2 separate regions of the Mus musculus genome follow, and region 1 is linked to region 2. The links are chromatin loops, found by intact Hi-C in ENCODE. Cell type or tissue: left cerebral cortex. All regions are shown on one strand. Each heading gives the region's core, and the rest is flanking DNA. Links, peaks and the distances in the headings are about the cores only.

What was found. A loop is a pair of places that touch in the nucleus more often than their neighbours do. Peaks named below come from ENCODE experiments on the same cell type or tissue, not always from the same donor. Only the 100,000 strongest peaks of a DNase experiment are listed, where the experiment ranks them.
Region 1: it touches region 2 in a loop (8-fold over the local background); 21 of 42 quality-filtered maps call a loop at or near these places.

Annotation. Positions count from the first base shown.
Region 1 is chr16:41,252,900-41,264,323 of GRCm38, reverse strand. It overlaps a transcript of Lsamp not described here. Among named protein-coding and RNA genes, the nearest start is that of Lsamp, 270 kb to the left of the region's middle. In left cerebral cortex, for the core only: CTCF peaks have their summits at 5,826 (motif pointing left) and 6,849; a DNase peak (open chromatin) is centred at 5,810.
Region 2 is chr16:41,831,481-41,842,904 of GRCm38, reverse strand. The region is part of intron 1 of Lsamp (limbic system-associated membrane protein); the gene reads right to left. It overlaps Gm46551 (a long non-coding RNA gene), which reads left to right. Exons shown (of 2, transcript XR_001781926.2): 1 at 1-6,936; 2 at 7,974-10,706. Among named protein-coding and RNA genes, the nearest start is that of Gm46551, 13 kb to the left of the region's middle. In left cerebral cortex, for the core only: a CTCF peak has its summit at 6,926 (motif pointing right); DNase peaks (open chromatin) are centred at 6,436 and 6,955; H3K27ac peaks cover 519 bases.

The DNA.
Region 1 (11,424 bases), core at 1,453-9,452, 580 kb after region 2:
CTTACGTGGTGGGCACCGTTTTAGACTGCAAGTGTCTCAGAACTACCCTAACAGAGAAATAGGGTTCACAGACAGGAATGGGGGTGTAGTTATGTAAGTATGCCAAAGGAAAGATATTCCAGTGGCAAATGTAGACAAATCCAAGTTGTCTTGGAACTGGTGAAATCTGTTGGAAATATCACTAGCTGATAGTTAGTAGTTTCTGGGTAATAGGCTTCAGGTTTGATTTAGTTTCCATTTGGTTGTACTTTGCTTATTTATGGATCAAGGGTGCTGGCACCATGTCAGTCTACTAGACTCCCAATTAAAATAAAAAGGATAAATAAAAAATAATTAAATAAGAAGATCTGTACTGTGAAAAAAGAAATGAATAAAGAGAGTGCTGTAAGAGTAACTGACTATTCTCACTGGCTTTTAAGTTGACAACAGTGAAACCTCTGCCCTCCTCACAAAGAGAAACATCAGGGGTTCAAATCAGAAAGGTAGTGGTGCCTCTGCCCTCCAGTCCTTCTATGTGGAGAGTCCTGTTGCCCTCTGTGATCTTTTTCTATGTATACTTGCTTTGAATAGTCAGCAAATCCTTCCAGACCTCCCCTTATACTTCCATGATTTGTTCTTTTTCCATCATATCTCTGATAACTGTCACATCACAGTTCATATCTGGACTTTTGCCATCCCCTCCCGACAAGCAGCATCTGGTTTTGGTCTTCCTCTTCAAGCAAGTCATTTGGTCCCAGAAACAAGCTCCAGTTTTCTTTCCGTTCTTGACTTGTCAGTTGTCACACCTGTGCCTTCCTTCTTCATGAAATCACCTTGTCTCGCGCTCCCACCATTATCGTTTCAGCGGCTTTCCACATGTACTCTTGCTGATATCTCTGGCTCAGTTTGTGCCAACTCAACCCATTTTGTGCCTCATCCCTTGTATGAATGTGTGGATGTATGCACATGCCAACTCCTCTCCTTGTGCTGCCTTGTTATTCCCCTAGAGTCACTTCATTCAGTTCTCTGTGTCTCTTTTGCTTCCTGAAATTTCTTTAAAAAATACTATTTAAGCAACAGAAAACCTTTTATTAATATTTTTCATAATAATTTCATTCAGTGAAACCTGCATACAAATGTGAATAGTTGGTAAAAAAAAAAAAAAAAAAAAGACAACAGTACTCATGATGGAATGGGAACAACGGCAACACTTTTAAGAGGCAGTGATTAAAAAAACAACAACAACAACACTTTTTAATTTTATGGGTACCAGTGAAAGTACCAGAAAGAGAACCGGCATTTCATCAATACACAACACCTTGACAAAACTGTTTAAGAAGACTTCGGGTTTCTACACCTAGGATGGAAAGAGATTGGCTCACGTGGTCCCTAATATTCTTCTCAACTCTAATTTTCGATGAGACGGAAAGTGATGATTTCTGGTAGGAAAGGATTATGGTCCTCAGTGATATTCCACACTGTAATCTCCAAGATTGTGGCTACATTAGTCTAAGTGACAATAAGGATTTAAGGGATTTAATTAACATTAGTCACAAATTGATCTTAAATAGTAACAAAATCCTGCATTATCCAGATAGAACCACTGTTATCTTATGGTTTCTAAAACAAACAAAGAAAAAAACAGAAGAGAATGGTTGAGGCAGACTAGAGAACCAAAGGAGGAAATACAAAACAGAACAACAACAACAACAACAACAACAACAACAACAAATCACAACTCTTTCATAGTTGGAGCTCTTGGGGCTCCTGGTGAGCATCACTACATAACAGTGCCTTTATTATATTCTGGTATGCCTCTGAAGATAATCCAAGCACATTGTGCAGCACTGCTTACATATAGACCATGAGACAATAGATTTGCTTTGCTTTAAGCTCTTCAGCTTGCTGTAGCAGCACTGGGAAAATAACACACTTTTTAAGGATATGGTAATTCAGTCATTGCTTCCTAAGCCATTCTGCAATCAACACATGGAAATATAAACATGTTTTTAAAACAGTGAATATCAAAATGGGAGCTTATCAGATGCCAAGACTGGAGACATAGATTTCAAGTCACTTGGAGAAAGTGATTTGACATGTAAGAATGTGGGCCAAGGAGAAACTTTTTCAAATGTCTTTAGGAGCACACATCCAAAATCACAGAGAAGAAATGCAGGGTATTGGATCCAGCAGTAAAAGGCAACCAAAGAAAAAGTTCTATAAAGCAGTCATACCAAATGGCTTCATTTCAGGGGAATGAAATGACAAAAAACATTGATAAAGAATGCCGGGGCCTAGCAAACACAGAAGTGGATGCTCACAGTCAGCTATTGGATGGATCACAGGGCCCCCAATGGAGGAGCTAGAGAAGGTACCCAAGGAGCTAAAGGGATCTGCAACCCTATAGGTGGAACAACATTATGAACTAACCAGTACCCCGGAGCTCTTGACTCTAGCTGCATATGTATCAGAAGATGGCCTAGTCGGCCATCACTGGAAAGAGAGTCCCATTGAACATGCGAACTTTATATGCCCCAGTACAGGGGAATGCCAGGGCCACAAAGTGGAAGTGGGTGGGTAGGGGAGTGGGGGGGGGAGGGAATGGGGGACTTTTGGGATAGCATTGGAAATGTAAATGAGGAAAATACCTAATAAAAATTTAAAAAATTAAAAATAGTTAAAAAAAAAAGAATGCAGTCTATTCCCAGATAGAGGAGATCTGTTGTAGTCCTTTCAGTGAGAGTTCTAGAGCATTCCTTCCATATAACTAAGGTTGGCTTGTTTGTGGTAAGACTAGTAAGATAACCAAGATAACCTATGCATCTTTTCCTAGATTATATGAAAACTCAGAACCAAGAGGTTTATTATTATTATTGTTATTATTTTTTATTTATTACTTTTTTTTCGACACAGGGTTTCTCTACATAGCCCTGGCTGTCCTGGAACTCATTTTGTAGACCAGTTCAGAAAAATGCCTGCCTCTGCTTCCCGAGTGCTGGGATTAAAGGCGTGCGCCACCATGCCTGGAATTTACTACAATTCTTAATAATATTATTAATATTATTTTCTGAATGCTGGTTTGCTTAAAGTGTGTGCACTGGCAAAAATTCAATCAAGAGTTACAAACCTAATCTGTGGTTGGGACAAAAGTGAGATTTTTGAAGTGCTCCTATCAAAATCAGGACTGGGATGAACTTCTAGATGAAGTTAGAGAGTTAATATTGAATCCTAGGGGGGAGAATAGAAGGTCTTGATGACTATTAGAAAGAATAAAGAGGAGAGAAAGCACCCCCCCTAATGGTATCACATCCCATTCAGATCATCAGAGTCAATCTTGTTGATTTTAAAATAGAAACTGCCTGTGCTCATCTTCTGAGTGCATAAATCAAAGTTTAGAAGTTGTCCCACCTCCCTAAGGGACTGTCCAGCAGGAGGGAAGCATATTCTGGATGTGAGAACTTTTCATTTTCCATTGCACTCTGTCAGAGGTCCGGTATCTAGAAGTGCTCTGGCACGAGTCAGAACCGGTTTCAGAGCCAATGCTCTTTCTACACAGTTGTACACTGCCACGCTTATTTTGGATGTTAGTTCTTCTCTCTATGCACTGATGATTTTACTCCCATGACAATTTCCATGGGGTTAACATCTTACTCCCATTAAATGGTAATATATTGGGTGTATGTTGAGTGATAAATGCCTCTAACACAACTAGTCAGAGTTACCAGCATTATATTATCTTTTTATGCTCCACCAGCATTTTCTTCTAGTGAATATCACAGCTGCCTTCATTTTCTTGTCATTTTAGTGGTTTTAATGTGCCTGGCTCACCAGCACATGACATATCAATGTGTTTGCTTTCTATTTTGTAACAACAGAAACAAGAACTGCACCAGCCAACATTTTTGTTGACCTGAGCCAAAGGCTCTGGATTTCTTATTCTCACAGGTCACCTGCGTTAGAAGCAGGAGTTAAAGTATGAGGTTTCAACACATCTTACCTGAATTGCTTCAAAATATGGAGCTCAGGAAGTGCCCTGATACCCCAAGAAGCCCATCATCTTTTATCCGAAAGTTAAAGAGGTTTCTTAGTGTGTGAAGATAAAGGATGCTCTGAGAGAATATGAACCAGTGAGAAAAAGAAGACAAGAAATAATAGATGCCTTAGACCAGAAAGAAATAGAAATGGAAGAGAAGAAAATGGAGGGTAAAGAATGGAGAGAAAAATATAAAACAAGAGGAAATGGGATATTATAACACAGAAATAGCTTATGTAAGATTATGGCAAATATTTTCTAATTGGATTTAAAGTTTGCTACAAAAGAGAGAAGTTATACCTTGCACCATTATCAGGGCCAAGAACCTGTGCCTAGATGGGCTATAGGTCCAAGAGAGAACATTATAGGCATAGTATTAATCTCACTCCTAGTGACATCACTATCGGGACATAGGTTATTGCATCTCCTCACCATCATCCATGTAGATTCATTTTTCCAATTTTCTTTTATTGAAAATAGCCTTTTTTTCTTATCCAATATATTCTGATTATGGTTTTCCCTTTATCTACTTCTCCTAAATCCCTCCTATATCCCCCCTCCCATTGAATCCACACCCTTTATTTCTTTCCTTGGAAAACAAACAAGTGTCTAAACAGTCTATTTTACAGTAGATACTGAGTAGCACAGAAATACATCTCTGGTCAACATGGAGGTCAGCATAATAAAGGGTGTCACTAGTTCATGCTTCTTCCAGGGCTTAGGCACCACCTTGGCAGAAGAACAGAAAGACTGCAAGGGCTAGGTAAAAGGCTTACATAAGCACAGTGCAGACCAACTTCCATAATAAAGAGAAGAGGTAAGCATAAAGTCCTACTCCTAATTGACTACAATGAGATGACAGCTATGGGAAAGGGAAGATCAGATTTTCTTAAGGTGTGAACCCTGATGGGTTGCTCATGCTCCAGGGGGTCATTCATACCCAAGAGTATTTGGGCAGCACAGTACTCCATTGGGGTGAAATAATGATAGGAAGTTGGATAGGTAAAGACACAAGGACTGATCTTGAAGGAATTGGGGGTGAATGTGAGAGAGATACATTCTATGAAATTCTTTAGAATACAATAAATATATCACTTGAATGGAGAACCAATAAAAATGAACCTATAGATAAAGAGAAACTAAAAATATGCTGTCGAGAGTAGTGAGCACACGTCCCTATCTAATTATCAGAGAACTTGTTTGATGTTACCTAAAAATTAAAAATTGCTTCGATGCGACCTTCAGATATTTCTTTGATATGTCAAATTTTTGCAGAATGAAGATGTAACTATGGAAGCACGCATGCGGGCTAGTTCCTTTCATCCCCTACTCTGATCTCCCTGCCCCCACCCCATCTTCAGAAGTCTGATGATATAAGAAAAGGGGAGGAGGAACCCGAGTGATGGTTAGCGGGTTCCATTTGTTACTGTATTAGTGGGGCCGGGAGGTGCGGCAGCACTGTCTGTGGAATAAAACACTCCAATAATATCCAGGACAACAATGGCCGTGCCTGGCCTTTGAAAATAACAGAGAATCAGATGCTCCACAGGGCTGTAATACAGTGAATCAGAGGAAATATCTAATACTCCACGGGACAGTAATGCAGTGGATCAAAGGTGATATCTAATACTCCACAGGATTGTAATACCTATAATTTAAGTGACGGGCAACTAATTCCATGCATCCCTCCTTGCATGTAAGCAGAGAAAGCAACACAAGAGCAGTTATTTCTCTATGCACCACACTTCTCAGATTTTCAAACCTCCCTTCAAAGGCATCTTCAATCATGAGATGGAGGCTCCCTCTACTGGTCGAATGTTTTCTTGCAGCAGGTGTGAGTTCTAACCCAATTTGGGTTGCCAATGCCTTGTGACTAATGTTTGACTATGGCTAATGAAATAAGTGCAAGGGATAATATCTGATTAATATACAGTCACACATTCAGCGTGTCACACACATATGCATACAGTCAAGCTGACGCTGTGTCATAGGCAAAACCCACATAAACAACCAAGCACACACAGCCATTCACATCCTGCTATTCACACACTTGCAGGGATCTGCTAAGAATGACAGGGGCTTTGGCTCAGCAGTTTACAGTTTTTGCTGTTCTTTCTGAGGTCCCAGGTTTGACTCCTAGGATTTAAATGGAAGTTCACAACTATCTGTAATTCCAGTCCCAGGGAATCTGACATCCTCTCTTGTCCCCTGCAAGTTACAGCGTGCACATGATACATAAACATACATCCAGGCACAACATCTGTATACATTAAAAAATAAGAGCTGTGACATCTATCATCTATTTTTTATGTGCCTACTGCTGATGTGAAGGAGCTTTTGCATCAGGTAAAATAAAAGTTCAGGCTATATTTTCATGTCGCCCCGACTCACATTTACAACATACTTCTCCAGTTACTGAAGTAAAAGAATGATTTTCCAATGTGTACTACTTTAAAGTTAACTTCTCAGAATTTTTGGATTCTTGATTTTAGATGGAACGAGAAGATTTTCTAGACTCGTCGAAATGAACATACAAAATATCTGTGAATGACACATAATTATTTCTGGCACAATAGAAATTCTCTAGGTAGTGAATAAATGATCAATTTTGTCTTTGTCTCTGACCTTCTTTAGTGAACAGGTCACCATTGACATTCAGCTAGAAATGTGAGACGTTCAATATTTAAAGCAGGAAAACTTGAATATCTTAATTAAAGCATCCTCCCCAAATTAATAAGTATGTGTACAGCATGTTTTGTAACCAAGCACTGGATTGCAAGATAGGCTAAACACTGACTATGAAGACATTGTTGGTTGAACTTTTCCACCCCTGCAGGACATCTGGAGAACAGCAAGTGCTCCTCTTCCTCTGTCCCTATGCTTTGGCACTCCTATTTCTAATGATTGCTGTCTTAGTCAGGGTTTCTATTCCTGCACAAACATCATGACCAAGAAGCAAGTTGGGGAGGAAAGGGTTTATCCGGCTTACACTTCCATACTGCTGTTCATCACCAAGGAAGTCAGGACTGGAACTCAAGCAGGTCAGGAAGCAGGAGCTGATGCAGAGGACATGGAGGGATGTTCTTTACTGGCTTGCCTCACCTGGCTTGCTCAGCCTGCTCTCTTATAGAACTCAAGACTACCAGCCCAGAGATGGTCCCACCCACAAGGGGCCTTTCCCCCTTGATCACTAATTGAGAAAATGCCTTAGAGTTGGATCTCATGGAGGCATTTCCTCAACTGAAGCTCCTTTCTCTGTGATAACCCCAGCTGTGTCAAGTTGACACAAAACTAGCCAGTACAATTGCCCAGTAAGCACAGGCTCGATTACCGTTCATGCCTCATTCATCACTCATTCATTTCTGAGAAGATGCATCTGCTTTGGTCTGGACAGCTGTGACCAAGCCCATGCTCCTTTCCCCAGCTTTTCTCCCTATAGTCCTGTGAATGCACTTTGGTGGCACTTCTTTGTTATTAGTTGTATTTTTACAGTGTTGAGAACTCCTCCACAAGAGAGATGAAGCAAATATTGTGTTATGCAATTGTCGTGTCAATGTTTCTATTTTATCTTCTTCTCAAAATCTAGTCTCTCGTACAATACATTCTAAATAAAGCTTTCCCTCCCTCCCTCCACTCCTCAAAGTCCCCCTTACTAACCCCTTCTCCCAGATCCACTATGCCTGCATTTCCCTTCAGAAATGTGCACACCTCTCAAGGATACCAATTGAAGAAAGCACAAGATACAACAAGACTAGGTAAAAACCCTTATATCCAGGGTAATCCCATAGAAGAAAAAGCATCCCAAGGGCAGGTAAAGGAGTCAGACACATGCTCACTCCCACTATTAGGAGTCCCACAAAAATCCCAAACAAAACAAACAATGTATCGAATTTTGAAGGATCATAATGACCATAATCTATGACAACAAGAATCTACACCAACACAGAGAGAAATAGAATTCTGCAATTGATTTGGTCAAACAAGGAGATTATAATTCATTCTCTTATATTATAATTGTATAATATTGTATATTACATGGTTAAATGCATGAAAAAGAGAGAGGAGTCTTAGTGTCAGGGTGTTGTCTGACGGACTCAGCATTTTGTAATATCTGTAGGTACCCAAAGCAAGGTGTCAAAGTCTGAATCGCATTCCACCTCTAGGAACTCCTGTTAGGCATAAAAATTGCCCCATAGAAATTATATTTAACATAATAACATTAACGTAAAAATAGATTTTCATGACAGAACACATGTGGTAAGCATGACTATCAAACACCACAATTTCTTTCCAGTAGAAGACTTTGCTAAATGGAAGAGTTGCTTTCCTAGAGATTCAAACATGGAGATCCACAACAAGACACCCCAGGCCATGGCAAGCATTTTTAATCTCACATTTCATCTTACTGGAGTTGAGGTTTTGCCCCTGTTAACTTAAATATCAATAGAAATTCCACCTTAAGTGCCACCTTATGGCTTGGCCACCCTATGAGCACTGGGATGGCTGTTCCTGACCTCAAGAGGCACTTCCAGCACTGACTGCAACTGCCTATGATAGCAGGCACACAATCCACATTTGCTGAACTCAAACTGAACATCTCATAATATTTTATTTCTGACATACTACTGTAATATTTCTAGTAGCAAGACTCAGGACTAAATGAATGAAAGCCCACAGTTTTCAGTATGTTTTAAATCTATAGACAGTGTCTCAAATGTTTGGTTTAAATTGACAGCAGTGAGGGTGAAGTTGAGTGGATTTCACCATCCTAGTGAGTTTCTGTCATTCCATTCTAAAGGTCTTTATCCTTGAGCCTCTTTGAGTGTTGATACTTGTTTTTCTTAGTCACGTGTAATAACTAAGAGAGCTCAATTGAGTCAGACATCCTCTGCCACAGGTAGAATTTTAGTGTCGATGTGCTTTATATATGGATCCCGATGAAGAGGGATGCGAGTTAAGCCCACAGTCACTCTCGATCTTCATCTCTGTCTTCAGTGAGCTGTACTTCTCAGATTGACTATGTGTCTGTTCTGATGTATCTGCCTAGTAACCTTGCCTGCCTGGAAACAATTTTGTTTTCTTATATCTTTTCATTGCATAGAAGTCACAAGTATTTTTCTCACTTCTCGATCACTGTAAAAGGATAATATTCATGACCAGAAAGATCAGGGGGAGGTCTAAGAACCCTACAAGACTATCTGCCACTATGAATTATAAACTAACCAGAGATACAGTACAGAGAATAGACAGTGCTCACAACTAGCTCAGGAATCCACAGCCAGATCCACAGCCCTACCAACCACCAAAGACATAGTGGCACGTTGGGATGGATGCAGGAGACACACATGTAGGAAGACTTGCATAAGTTAGGTTTGTAGATCAATGGGCAAAGCTGGAACAAAAACACCAGGTTTAGGAGAACAATAACTCACTGTCATTTTCTGTTCCCTTTGATATTTCTGTCTTTCCACTGGTGAGCTAAATTCCATTTCCAAACTTCATGAGACTTGCTTACTTTCCCCTCTCCATCTCTCCATCTCTCTCCATCTTCTTGTTTCCTCTTCTGACTCCTCCTTGCAGTGTCTCCTCTCTCCTTTTCACACTCTCCTGTCTTTTCCTTACCTCACTCCTCTATATCTTCCATTACCCCCTCCATTTCCTCCTCCTTCACATCCTCTTCTCTGCTGGTTTTGCTCTAACTGCTTTAGTTGGTAAGAACTTTGTTCCCTGCTACTCCAGTTAACATTTCTTCCATTCAGGGAAAAATGAACACTGCTGAGAAGCGCCTTTATTAATTGACCCACTCACTATAAACTCCATTGGAATTCTAGGTGAATATTCTGAAAAATGAGAAGAACGATGTCAGATTTGTACATTTATAACCTCCTCCATTCCCACAGAAATCGATGATTGCCCAAAGCAATCATACACTGAGCATTTATACACCAACATATGTTGGTGATAGAGGAGTTAGGAAGTTTTTAATCTGTAATCCATTGCTCCCGAGTAGAAGTGACATATTAAAAAACACTGAAAAATTAAATCTGAGACTAAAGGGAAAAATGTATAGGTGGTGCCTGAAAAGAAGACTTGTCAGAGATGACTTAATAAGACATGAAATTTCAAAGAGTCTACATGTAGTTTGGCCTATAAAGAATATCAACATTAAAAGTTGGGAGGAGACAAAAAAGTCAGCAAGGAAAGCTGAAGAATAGACAGAAAGATAAAATGACAAAACATGAAAATATAAAAGAACATAAGGAGAAGGCCATGAAAAGAGAGATACAACCAACTGTGCTAAAATCTGCTTACATAAAAAATGAAAATGAGAATTAAAAAGCGTTTGTTGAAATTGGCAATGGTGAATTTAAAAGAAAAACATGTCAATGGAACAGGAGTGAGTGTGTGCCAAGTAACAAAAAATTGAAGGGTGGATATCGTTTATATTTCCAATTATAATCATATAATAGAACATTTATAATGCTGAATGAAGAGTGGAAGAGCTTGAGGAGGCTGTGTTGATTTTTTTTTTTTTTTTTTTTTTTTTTTTTTTTTGTGAAGAACGTTACAAACTCAGGAAGAAAACTTAAGGAATCTAGGATATGTACCTGTTTGCCTTGTTTTCTACTGGGTCAAATGTTGATGTCAAGGATACAATGAAAAAAAAAAAAAAGAAGGACTGAAGGTAGAGATTTGTCTCTGTGTATAGAAGTGCATGGAAGTATAACTCCCAAGGTCAGAAAATGAAGATTGAAATATTTTGGAGATGCAATTTTGGAGGGAGGAGGAATATGCTCCTACAGTAACTTGTGGGGAGATAATATATACTTTCAAAATAAAGGGAAATTTTATAGATTAGGAAATACAAAGGCATTACCTAATACAATTCAAATAGGACAAGAGGACCTGTCCTGTTTCCTTCCTTGTATTTTCTTGTTTTGGAGGAAGTCATTTGCAGTAGCAGTGCATTGTCCTATGACAGCAAATGTGTTAGAATGTTCGATAATAAATAAAATAATGGATTACAATTTTCAATTGACTAAGATATATACCACTTTAACATTCTGAGTTTAGTCTATTATCAAAGAATGTAACACCAGAAACGAAGGTAAATCAAATGAAAAACTTGTTTAGCAGCTACAAAGGAGGGTACTTTTCTGTCCTTTAAAGGATATTTTGCCTCAGTGCAGGGGAATGCCAGGGCCGGGAAGTGGGAGTGGGTGTGGGGGGGGGAGGGGGGACTTTTGGGATAGCACTGGAGATGTGAATGAAGAAAGTACCTAATTAAAAAATAAAAAAAAATAAAGAATATTTTGGCTTGCGAAATGGCTCAGTGGGTAAGAGCACACTCAGTGCTCTTCCAAAGGTCCTGAGTTCAATTTCCAGCAACCATATGGTGGCTCATCACCATC
Region 2 (11,424 bases), core at 2,259-10,258:
TACTCATTCTCTCTATCACAGCATCACTGTAATACTCTGTAACTGATATGAAAGGAAGCTTCTAGGATGAGTAGTAAAAGTTACATTTCACTGTGGGTATAAGGATAAGTATTTAGGCTACAGAAAATATATTGCTTTAGAAAACTAGCAAGATTAAGTTCTCCTCTCGATCTATGACCTCTCAGGGAAGGGTGGTTAGCAAGGTTTATAGTATCAGGCATGAATTGCCACTTATGGAGCAGGACGTAGGACCAATTAGGAAGTTATTGGTTACCTCCACGGTAAAAGTGCCACTACTGGACCATTGGGGGCCATCTTTCTGTTCTGGTCATTCTCATGGTTCTCTCGTGATCTATATCATTATGTAGGACTATTGATTGCTTTTCTCCACTGGCAGCTTGGACAATAACTTCTAGAACCTAGAGGCCTAGTTCTCAGTAAGGAGACTTCCAGATAAGTATTATCACCCCAGGGGACAATAACACAAAGCAAGATGGAAGAAAAAGGAGAGAAAAATCACTAAGGATATCTTTAGGAAAAAAAAAAAAACACCTTAGACAAACATATTATTTCGTAAGCTTACTCAAAAATACAGGCATGTGTTGTGGTAAATCTCCTCCTGAATATGCCCCAACAATGAAAACACAACAGTTAATATGATTACAAGCTGTGTGCCTAGATTGGGCAGATCTACTGCTACACTACCATCTTCCACAGTTTATGAGACCCCTTAGAACTTGTGATTTCTCCAGGCCATGTGCTCCTGCTCTGCTTTTCTTCATCTCCCTCTTCCATTTTCTCCTCCTTCTCTCTCCCTACCTTCTGATCCACCTTCCCTTTTATCTGCCCAATCATCAGCTCTCCTTATTTTACAAATTAAGGTGGGAAGCAGGTTTACAGGAAATCACCTGAGTGCTGACTCAGTGTTCGCAACCACTCACAGGAGAATGGAATTAACATCAAATATAATTAGCCCCAGGGTTATCTACAACAGGCATGTGTATACATGAGAAGTTAGATAGATATGCACTGTTAAAATAGATTTACAATACATGGCTAACAGTGTTCACTCCAACAGCCATAGATTATTTAACAAAATCGAAATTGCCAGACATGAAAAAAATCACCCTTTGAGTTGTTGATCACATGAGTCCAAGACTACCCAAATAATATAAACTATTTCCATTGCTTTTGGTTGCCTCCCAAAACTTGAAGGTAAAATTTTCTTGATTGAACTCTTTCAAGATAGTCTTGGTTTTTTTTTTTTTTAGTAGACTATTTTTGAAAACTCATCAGGATAATATATTTCAGAATATATCCCACCCTCATTCAGTGTTGTCATCTCCCTTGCCTTGGTATGCGTTTCTGTAATTCACTATAATCTATAACTAGCTCTTCCTGTCCAAAGGTCAGATTCATTGTTTGATAAAGGAAAATCAGGCTATAATAACCCATACCTACCAGCTATGAATAGTATCCAGTGACTATGCTATATGTTTTGTGTGGAATTGCAGTTCTTACCATTATCCTTATATGGTCTTGTCTCTGACTGACTCTCATACATCAGATTATGTCAATCCACTCCTTCCCCATCAGCTCCCAGATGTAACACCCTGATCATTTTATGGTCTCTCTCTCTCTCTCTCTCTCTCTCTCTCTCTCTCTCTCTCTCTCTCTCTCACTCTCTCTCTCTCTCCCTGTCAGCTTTGGCATAGCCCTTTGCTTAAAAGTTTGCCAACCACCTTCTTTATATTTGCATTGCTTGGTCTTTCTTAGTTCAAACTACATCAGACACTTGTTTATCAATAATCACTCTGATACTGCCCTATTTTAATTCTTTTATCACTAGTAAGCACAGGACAGGTTCATCTTCCTCATCTTGTTCCTAAGGTGATTGAACAGGAAACCCCATAGGAGGCACTCAACAGACATTTTTCTGAGTTAATGTATAAACTGTATAAAATTTATAATTTTTTGGACACACTCATTAACATTTATTGCTAAAAATCCACTGACTTCTCAATAACTGTTTAAGAGTGCTGCTGATATACTGTTAATTGTTATGAGGCACTATAGCCATATGGAGAACATTTAGCATATACATTACCACTGTGAATTTTCCATTTGGTCTATATAACAACTTTTAGGGGGTGCCATTTTTATGTTAATAACTGTTTATAGCTTAAGGAACTAAAACTCAGAGAAACTAAATTCATTACTGAACAACTCATCTTTTAGCTGAGGGGAAGATTCCAGTCTGATGGATGCTACAATCGATGTCCTTAATCTGACAGGCTTCCCCATCTGCTTAACTTCTGATATCAGCTGTCCATGGACATGTGACTAAAGGTAAAATGCATTAACACTGATATCCTTAAGAAAGCAGTCACTGAGTACTATATATAAGGCATTATCTGTGCTAATTATTCAAATCCATGTGAAGATGGTGATCTTCTGTTGTTCAGATGAGATCTTGGCTCAGAGAAGTCAGGTGGAATTTGAACCTAACTTGGTCTGACTTGGAGTTGAACTGTTTAATGACTGTGGAATGGTATTTCCCTGACCCAGAGAATGATGGGATCACATGCCAAGTCACAGATTACAGAAACCAGCAGCCTGGGTCTCTGCTACAAGCTGGGTGCAGTCCTCCTGAATGGCCACTACATTCATCTTGGTCAAATGACAGATGTATTGTGTCTTTAACTATGGAAACCAGTAATCACTGTGCTGGCTGACCACCAACTCTCTGTCAAGAGCGGAAAAACAACCAGAAGCCCAGTCTTTCATTATTACATTAGCAGTACCTCCTTCATTTATTTTATAAGCAATAAACTGTGCCTGTCTGGTGTTTCATTTAGGAAGTTTCAAATGAGATTGAAGATAATGCATCCTATAATTTCTCATCCTTCCCTGGTCCACAGGCTCAGGCAGACTGATCTCAGGGTGAAATTTGGACTCCCTTGATTGATGAGACTAATAAAGTGCCTTTATTGTGATATAAATAGCCTTAAAAATGTCCTACAGAGTCAATATTGGTGTTTGATGGCCTTACACAAGCAAGGTCCTTATCTTCAGGAGCACTAAAGCTTAATGAGTTACGGTTTTTGAGAAAGTTTGGCATTGAATTTGGGTGCTGATTTGTGGGGTTACATGGTGGCAAGAATCCCACTAATGACATGGAGGGAGAACAATTTCAAAACTACCCATTTCTTTCATACTCCTAATAGATCAATATATTTTCTACCTCTAGACATGAAGCTTTGGTAAGAGAATGAGGCATGTGAAGAACAATTTACAGTCTCTGGTTCAGCCAGACCTTAGAGTGTTTCCTTCCCTTCTCTTTGGCTGTAGCAGAATAGTATAAAGTCTTCTTAGAAGGTAAGAGTGTACTTTCAAGTACAATAACAAAGTGTTAGAACGCTAATACTGCAAAGACCCTGGGTTTGGCTGCCATTGTTGAACTAAACTTACCACTTTTGAGTATTGAAAATGTCATAAATCAAAGGTTATGGCTCTTTCAAAGCACAATTTCTTTAGATCATTGGTTCTGTTAACTCTATGCCCCATGCAGTTCCAAAGGGTGCTTAAATATTGTCCTTCGCATTTATTTCCCTTTCTTGACAACATTCAACAATTGTATGTGGGTAATCTCTGCTTGTTCACCTACATGCTTTTGACAGTGGATGTTCTCCATATGTCTCTTTCTTCATAGAAAACGGATCAGAAGATTCCATTTGAAATATGATTACGGTTTTGTGATCAAGACTCAGACTTAGTAGCTCATTAGTTTCTTGTGGACATTTATAACAAATGACCACAGACTCGGTCATCTAATCAACAGAATTTTCTCCAGGGATTTTGAAGACAGAAATTGAAGGTTAAAGTTATTGACGAGGCTCTGAAGGTCTTAAGGAAGAACCTTTCCTCCCTGGCTCCTCTTGATTCTAGTGGTAGCTGATAATCATTCAGTTTCTGATAACTGTGCTCCTCCAAACTCACTCTCTCTCTCTCTCTCTCTCTCTCTCTCTCTCTCTCTCTCTCTCTCTCTCTCCAGGTAGTTTTTTTTTCTATTTTTGGGAGGAGTGGGGAATTGTTATCAATATATTTATTTATAGATTCAATGTAATCAACTCAAATATACTGAGGATATTCTTTTGTTAGAAAGCAGTATGGTGATAGATACTGATACGAGAATTATCAAAAAATCTAAGTCTTTAATTAGTTAGTTATAAAAGCTACATATATATTAGGACTTTTCATCTCCAAGAAGTTACATTTGATACAAGAAGCCTCTGAGAAATAGTCAAAATCATTTTTTATGCTGAGAAAAAAAATACAGCGCAAGGTTTTAAATGATCTTTACCTTTATGGCAGCCTCAGTCAATCAATTTTATTGTAAAATTATTGATTGATCTTACTGAAGTGTGAATTAGAAACCTTTAATAAGCATAAAATAAATTATATCATACAGGGGAAAACCTCATACTTCATGTTAAAGATGATCAAGCTTGCATTATCCTAGATGAGAATGCCCTTATAAAATGACAGTGGAAACCCACAAAAGCAGGGGTCTACATTTTTTGCCTGACTATAAACAAATTCTCCCAGCCCTTTTCAAGCAAGGATCTTAAAGGAACCAAGATAAAACTAGGAAAATATTCTCAAAGCAAGAACATTGGAAAACAGAGTCTGACCATTCTAATAAAGGAGTTGGCTGCAGAGAGCAGTTCCTTGCACAGGAATTACCCAGGGATCTTGTTAAAAAGCAGATTCACTGCAGTAGTTCAGTAGTAGGTCCTGAGATGCCATAACTTTAACAAGCCTTCAAGTGATGACAAGGACCACACTTTGAGTAGCAAAAGTGTAGAGGATCAGCAGGGCTGAAAAATAATTATTAAGTCAGGCAGGTTAAAGATTTCATGGCTTTCATTACTCAGCACTCGCCGATCTCCTCCTGTACCATCCATGAATGTAAATACAAACACAGGCATCCTCCTGGTTGCTCTTAGTCACATGTGGATTGGTTGTTGCTATAGCATTAAGCATCAATCTTCCATTTCAAACAATATTAGGGAAATCATAATGCATTGCTTTATAAATAGGAAAAAGTCAATATTTATAAGTAGAAAAAAGTCAGTCGGCCTTTACTATTTTCTCTAAATGGATGGTGCAGGGACCTCTCAGCAGGCAGAGTACCATTCACCTCCAGGCGTGTTCTCTCAGCGATGTCATTGCTGTTCAGCTCTTGCTGGGATTTTAGAGCCTACAATCAAGAGTATCATCCCAATTCTTAATAGATGGAGTGGTGAGCCAAGTTTGCTCATGAAAGGAAAGCAAAGCACTCTGAGGAAACATATTTGATTTATAAGAAATCCATAGGCTTGTATCATTTAATTTATTTAATTTCATGCATTGCCACAGTAATTTTCTGGATTAATGATAAGTTTAAATGCTGAAGTTTTACTTATTTCGATTTCCCCTTGTTCCTCCTCCCTCTCTTCCTTTTGAACCTCTATATAGTCTTTCATTTAGGCTTGAGTTAAAATGGAGGAATTCTGAGGCAGATGGTAGCCAGGGTGATTTATTCATGTTATTGCTGAGTCCTTTTCTACGAGTATGCTGGAGACTGAACTGATTCCTATGACAGTAATCCAGATGTATCAGAACTAGAAAAGCATATTAAACATCATATACAACATGTATATACTATACATATTATTAGGAGACTATTTAAAGTGCTGGGTAGCAATGAGTCTGTTATACTCCACTGAACTTGGATGATGGCAATGGCTTCCTTATGTGTTCCAGACTTGAGGGGGTAAAGGTTTTCTCATTTTTATTTTGTTTGATTTTCTTTTTAGTTTAAATTACTTTTAGCTAGTAAATTTTCACAAAGGGCTGCAATTATGTACTATAACAGGCAAAATCCCTAATATTAATTAATGGTTTTGAACAGATGACTGTTCACCTTCAAACTTACATGATCAGAAACATATAAAACCACAAAATATCCAAGCTGGTATCAGACATAAATATTTACCAATTTCTTAGAAGACCGAGGGTTCTGAAGCCAACACAGGTGCAATGTTCATTTCAGAAAACCAACAACAGTGACTGTAAGTATCATAGCCAAGTCTTCTGGCATAAAGACCAAGTTCGGTCTCCATACTCTCAAGTGTATCTCTTTACCCTCGAAGGAGATAGGATGCTGAAATGTTTGAATTTGCTATATTGTCAATGATCAAATCAGCTATCTGGTTGCCAAACAGATGCTGCAGGATTTAAATATACAACTGTGTTGCTGAAGTGATTCATTACCACTACTGCACAGGCCTCTGTGCTCTTCGCAAAAGATATTCAAATCAATAAATTGCAATGCATATGGTACCTATATTTAGACCTATAATGCTTCTCATGGTTCCTATCTTGGAGAATGGAAAAAGATAGAGGAAGAGACAAAAAAAGTGCTTTCTGTCCCTTAGTTCGGCCTTATCTGACTCATTAGACTATGGATAGGGTCACATCATTTCTACAGAGGGTTTCTAGGGGATACAACATCTTGCCTGTGGGGTTTTTTTTTCAAAGACTCTTTTTTCTTTCACAGTGGAAAAGGGCATTGTAGCATCAGAGAGATGCTTTAATCAGTCTAAAACATTACCAAGTTCTTGCTGGATACAAATGCATGTGAAAGAATACTGGAGGAAGGCAGACAATGGATCTGGGAACATCAGGTTGGAATATCTCAGAATGAGAATTGATCTTAAGTCACAGAATCTTAAGATCTCATGGGATGGCAGAAAGGGCTTGTGTGTTTCTCCTTCTTAACTATTCGTGTTAAATAAACATGTGCTGTTTAATCTCTTAGATTAAACACCTGACATGGACTTCAATCAACATGAGAAAAAGCCAAGTGCTATAACTCTAACCCACCACCAGGTGACAGTATTTCTAAAATTACTCTGGCTCTCCAGGACTGACTTGTTTTTGTATTTGGGACCACATTTTCCCAGAGAGGTGAAAGGACAACCAAATGATTACTGTTAAACAGTAAATCAAACGGCTAGCTCGATTTCTTCTCATGATTACAATTATCCCAAAGTGATGAGATCACATGGCAGAGTATCAGCGGAGGAAAGTTAATCACGTTCCGAATTAGCAAGAATTATTATCCAGACAGCCATAGGAAAGTGACTAAACAGTTTGTTACAAACCCTTCTGAAATTCTGGATCAGCTATGTGAAGTCGGAGCGAGGTGGAAACGCAATAACTATTGTTATAAGATCACAACAAGAATCCGCACTGAGGTTTGGGTGAAATCATAGTAAAATGAATACTGATGATAAAAGTATTTGAGACTCAGTTGCTGAAGAGATTGCACATGTGATCAAGCAAAACTATAGAAGGGAAAGTGTTAAAGTGTTAGCAAATTCTGGTTATTTTAAAAAGAGAATTGGAAGCAAAGGAGAGGCTAAAGAAAACGTGATCAGTTCTTTTCTCCATAGGTGTGGACTTTGATGGGTAAACAGCAGTTACCAGGGCTTCAATGAAGCTGTCATAAGATGGCTTAAGTTCTATTCATTTCCACTCAAAGTATCTCATCTGTATTGACTGTCAAGGTGACAGAGATTTTTATCATATTATATGAAAAGCTATTTAGAGTCAGTGACAGAGCTGAAATTCAGATCTCTTGATTACAATCAGAGCTATTCCCATCACACACAATTCTACTATGTTCTATTACCTGTTTTGGGACAGATGAAAGAGAAATGCTTCAGAAAGGATGAGGAGAAAGATGACAACACACACACACACACACACACACGGGCGGGGGTGGTGGTGGTGGTGGAGGAATGTGAACATTAGTAAATAAAGATGACAGTGTAATCAAAGTCAGAACAAGAAGCAACATAATCTCAGTTTTCAATTTCACTTTTCTTCCCCTCCCCCATTTCTTTCACACTATGGCTTCTCAGATTCCAGGTGGAGGAAAGAAGAGTCCCGATGCCACTGAATGACTGCAGCAGCTCAACCATTGCACTTGTGAGTCCTCCTACAATCACGGAGGTCAGCCCAGGTTATATGAGATGCTCAAGACTTGCATCATTGCACTTCTGTCTGGTTCTCCTGGACACAGTGTCTGAGACACTAGATTCTACTGTAAGAGATCTGGAGTTGTAATAGCCTTTCTGAGTTGTACCGACTGTAGGTAAGGGGTGCTTTTAATGGCTGATTTGGATTTTGAGAATTTAAATAATCAGAGCATGGATACTGATAATTTTAAGAGTCCTTTCATCCATTCCAAGAATTTAAACACTGCTGATCTTAGCATGAAGCTAAAGGTTTACTTTATGGGTATTTATATAAATCATAATTCTCATGCAATGAATAAATACCACCCTAGGAATGTTCTACTTTGGCAGACCCAGAAGTTAGATATAGGCTTTAAGTTAAAAAAAAATTGTTCTGCCTTTGTTATGATGACCATGTCCTCTTTGTTTCAGCCTAAATGACATCAGTTTGTGCTTTGTACCTCTAACAACATAAAGGTCATGTTATTCAACAAAAATTTATTCAATGTCCTGGCAGATTCAATTGCTAGACTTCCTGCCTATCATAGCTATTAGTTATTCCCCTCAATATGTATTCATTCTGACAAAGGCCATGTTAAGCAGTCATACAGTAGGGAAAAAAAAAAAAAAACAACCCAACATCAGGGTCTGTTAAATGGAATCCAATTTAAGTGTTCTTTTACTAAGAACTACAACATCACAATGAGTAGTCCATAATTTCAGGAATGTGTCCTCCATACAACCATTCATATATTATCAATAGAGAGGAGTTTCTGATGAGGAAACCTTTCATATAGCTCAAAGTTCAGCATTATATAATTATAGTATAGAAGGTTCATTATTGCTTGTACAGCGTAGATGGCATTTACGCACAGAGGGCATGCTTATGCACCAAGTGTTCTTTGTTTCTTCTTCATTATCTGTGAACTTTGAGCAGGAATGAGTTTTAACACACACACACACTAACACACACATGATATATAATTATAATCTATATGCTAGTATAATTAATATAATATAATATAATATATTCTCTGCGTGTATAGCTCAGAAATAATTCTTTATTTTGTCTAAAATCAATCTTTTTCTTGCTGTCAGTTTTCAAGTGGAGGAAATAAACTTATTTTATGCTCTTACAGTTCTAGCTTTCCACTCTGTTTTAATGATTGCTCTTATTTTACTTTTCAGGGTTATCTTTCTTTTCTTTTCTTGTTCTTATCTTCTTTATTTGATCAACAACCTGCTTAGGTTTTTCTATTTTATTAGCTTTTGCAAAGAACTGTCTCTGAACTTTGCTGATCTTGTCTGCAACATTCTCTCTCATTTTATGAAGTTGATGAATTAACATGGTTTCCATTCACGACTTTCAGAATTTAATATGTAGCTCATCAATTTTCACCCTTGCTTCCTTAAACCATATGTATTCATAATACATGGCAAAACTTTCTTTAAAAAAGTACTTTAGCTGAATCTTAAGACATTCACTATGTCGCCTTCTCTAAAAGTTAAAAATTATTGGAATTTTTATTATAAACTCTTTCTGCTCTACTGCATTATTTATTCAATAATATGCTTTCTGGCTTCCTTGAATATCAAATTTGGAAATGGAGAAGTCACTGTATTGTTATCAGAGCTACTTTTGATGCTCTATATGGGGCCAGCATTTAACCAAATTTTATGGTTATTTTATCATCAAGTTGAAGATAGCAATCCACTGTCTTTTAGTCTATATTGGTGCTGACAAGTCTCCTTCCAATAAATTTATATTTTTTATTAAGCATTTTCTTCTTTTGCTAATTACTTTTGGGGAAATGATCTTTTCTTGAGTGTCCTTCAGTTTCAGCATAATGAAGCTTGGTACAACTTTATTTTCATTGTTTCTACATATACTTTAGATATTAAAATGCCTATTATTCCTTAGTATTTTTGTCTATTATTTCTTAGAATTTTTATTTTTCTTCCCTCTTCCATTTCTTTGGAGAGGGGTTGCTAAAACCCCTATTAGATTAGTTTGGGATTCTTTAGTTTGCATTTGTCAAGATTCTCCATTAAAAAGGTGAAGGAGATGAAGACAGAATATGTATATACACAATCACACAGACACACACATGCACACAGACAAAACACACAAAGACACATACATGTGCACAAACATAGGGGTAGGGCATGTCAGGTTGGTGCTTAGAGGCTTCCCCACACTCATGAAGATCCTGGCAAATATGAAGTTAACAGAGCAGACCACTAACGAGAATTTCTAACAGCTACTGGTCTTACAGCTATAAATCCAGAAGGAAACTGGAGAAAAAAAAGAAAATTCCTCCAATTTTGGGTTAGTTAACACCTTCTATTTTCTTAAGGCCTAAATTACTCAGAGGACCCCCAAACACACCACTGAAGGCAATTTGTCTTAGTAAAATATAGGGATCTCCGTATTAGTTTTATCTGAAAACACAATTTGGCAGAATACGTATAGTTACTTAATAAAGAAGTTGGGTGTGATAGCTTAGCCAATATAATACTGTAAAAACCAACAATCAATCCCTTATGGAGTCCCCATAAATCAGCAGCCATAGGTTTTCTGTTTTATAACATATATTAGAATACCTTGAACTAGTAATCAATATTTAACATTCAATATATTTATTTGTGATTTTCTCAGATGTATGTTCTGGTTCATTATTCTAGTTGCAACATTTTTATGTAAGTTCTAATTTACTCCATGCAATGCTCTTGTAAATGTATTATCCTTTTAGTTTATGAAATTGTAATAAATACTTTATGAAACATCTTTTATTATTATTTCAAAATCTCTTGTGCCATTATGACCATTAAAACTTAATATTTTCATTGCTATATTATCTCTAATTTTTACTATCAATTTTATTTGGCTTAGATTTTGGTTCAGTTTTTCACAAAGGAGCTACTGGATTCTCCTGAGGCGTAATGATGATTTTTATTCAGGTTCAGCAGACTCACTTCTATGGACAGCAAACTGAGTCCTAGCTTTGTCATGAATGGCTCTTGCTTCTTCCTGATTTGGACCATCCTAGAGAGCCCTCATTCATAAGAACTGGCCCAGTCTATATCTTTCATCAGCTGTCCCTTGTCATAGCATGGCCTCAGCTTAACTTAATTCTCACTTTTTGAGGGCCCTCCTTTTTGTTTTACAAGAAGACTGTGATTATCTTTTTATTTTCATTAAGAAGTCTTTTCTGAGGCCCATTGGACTTGCAAACTTTATATGCCCCAGTACAGGGGAACCCCAGGGCCAAAAAGGGGGAGTGGGTGGGTAGGGGATTGGGGGGGTAGGTATGGGGGACTTTTGGGATAGCATTGAAAATGTAAACGAGGAAAA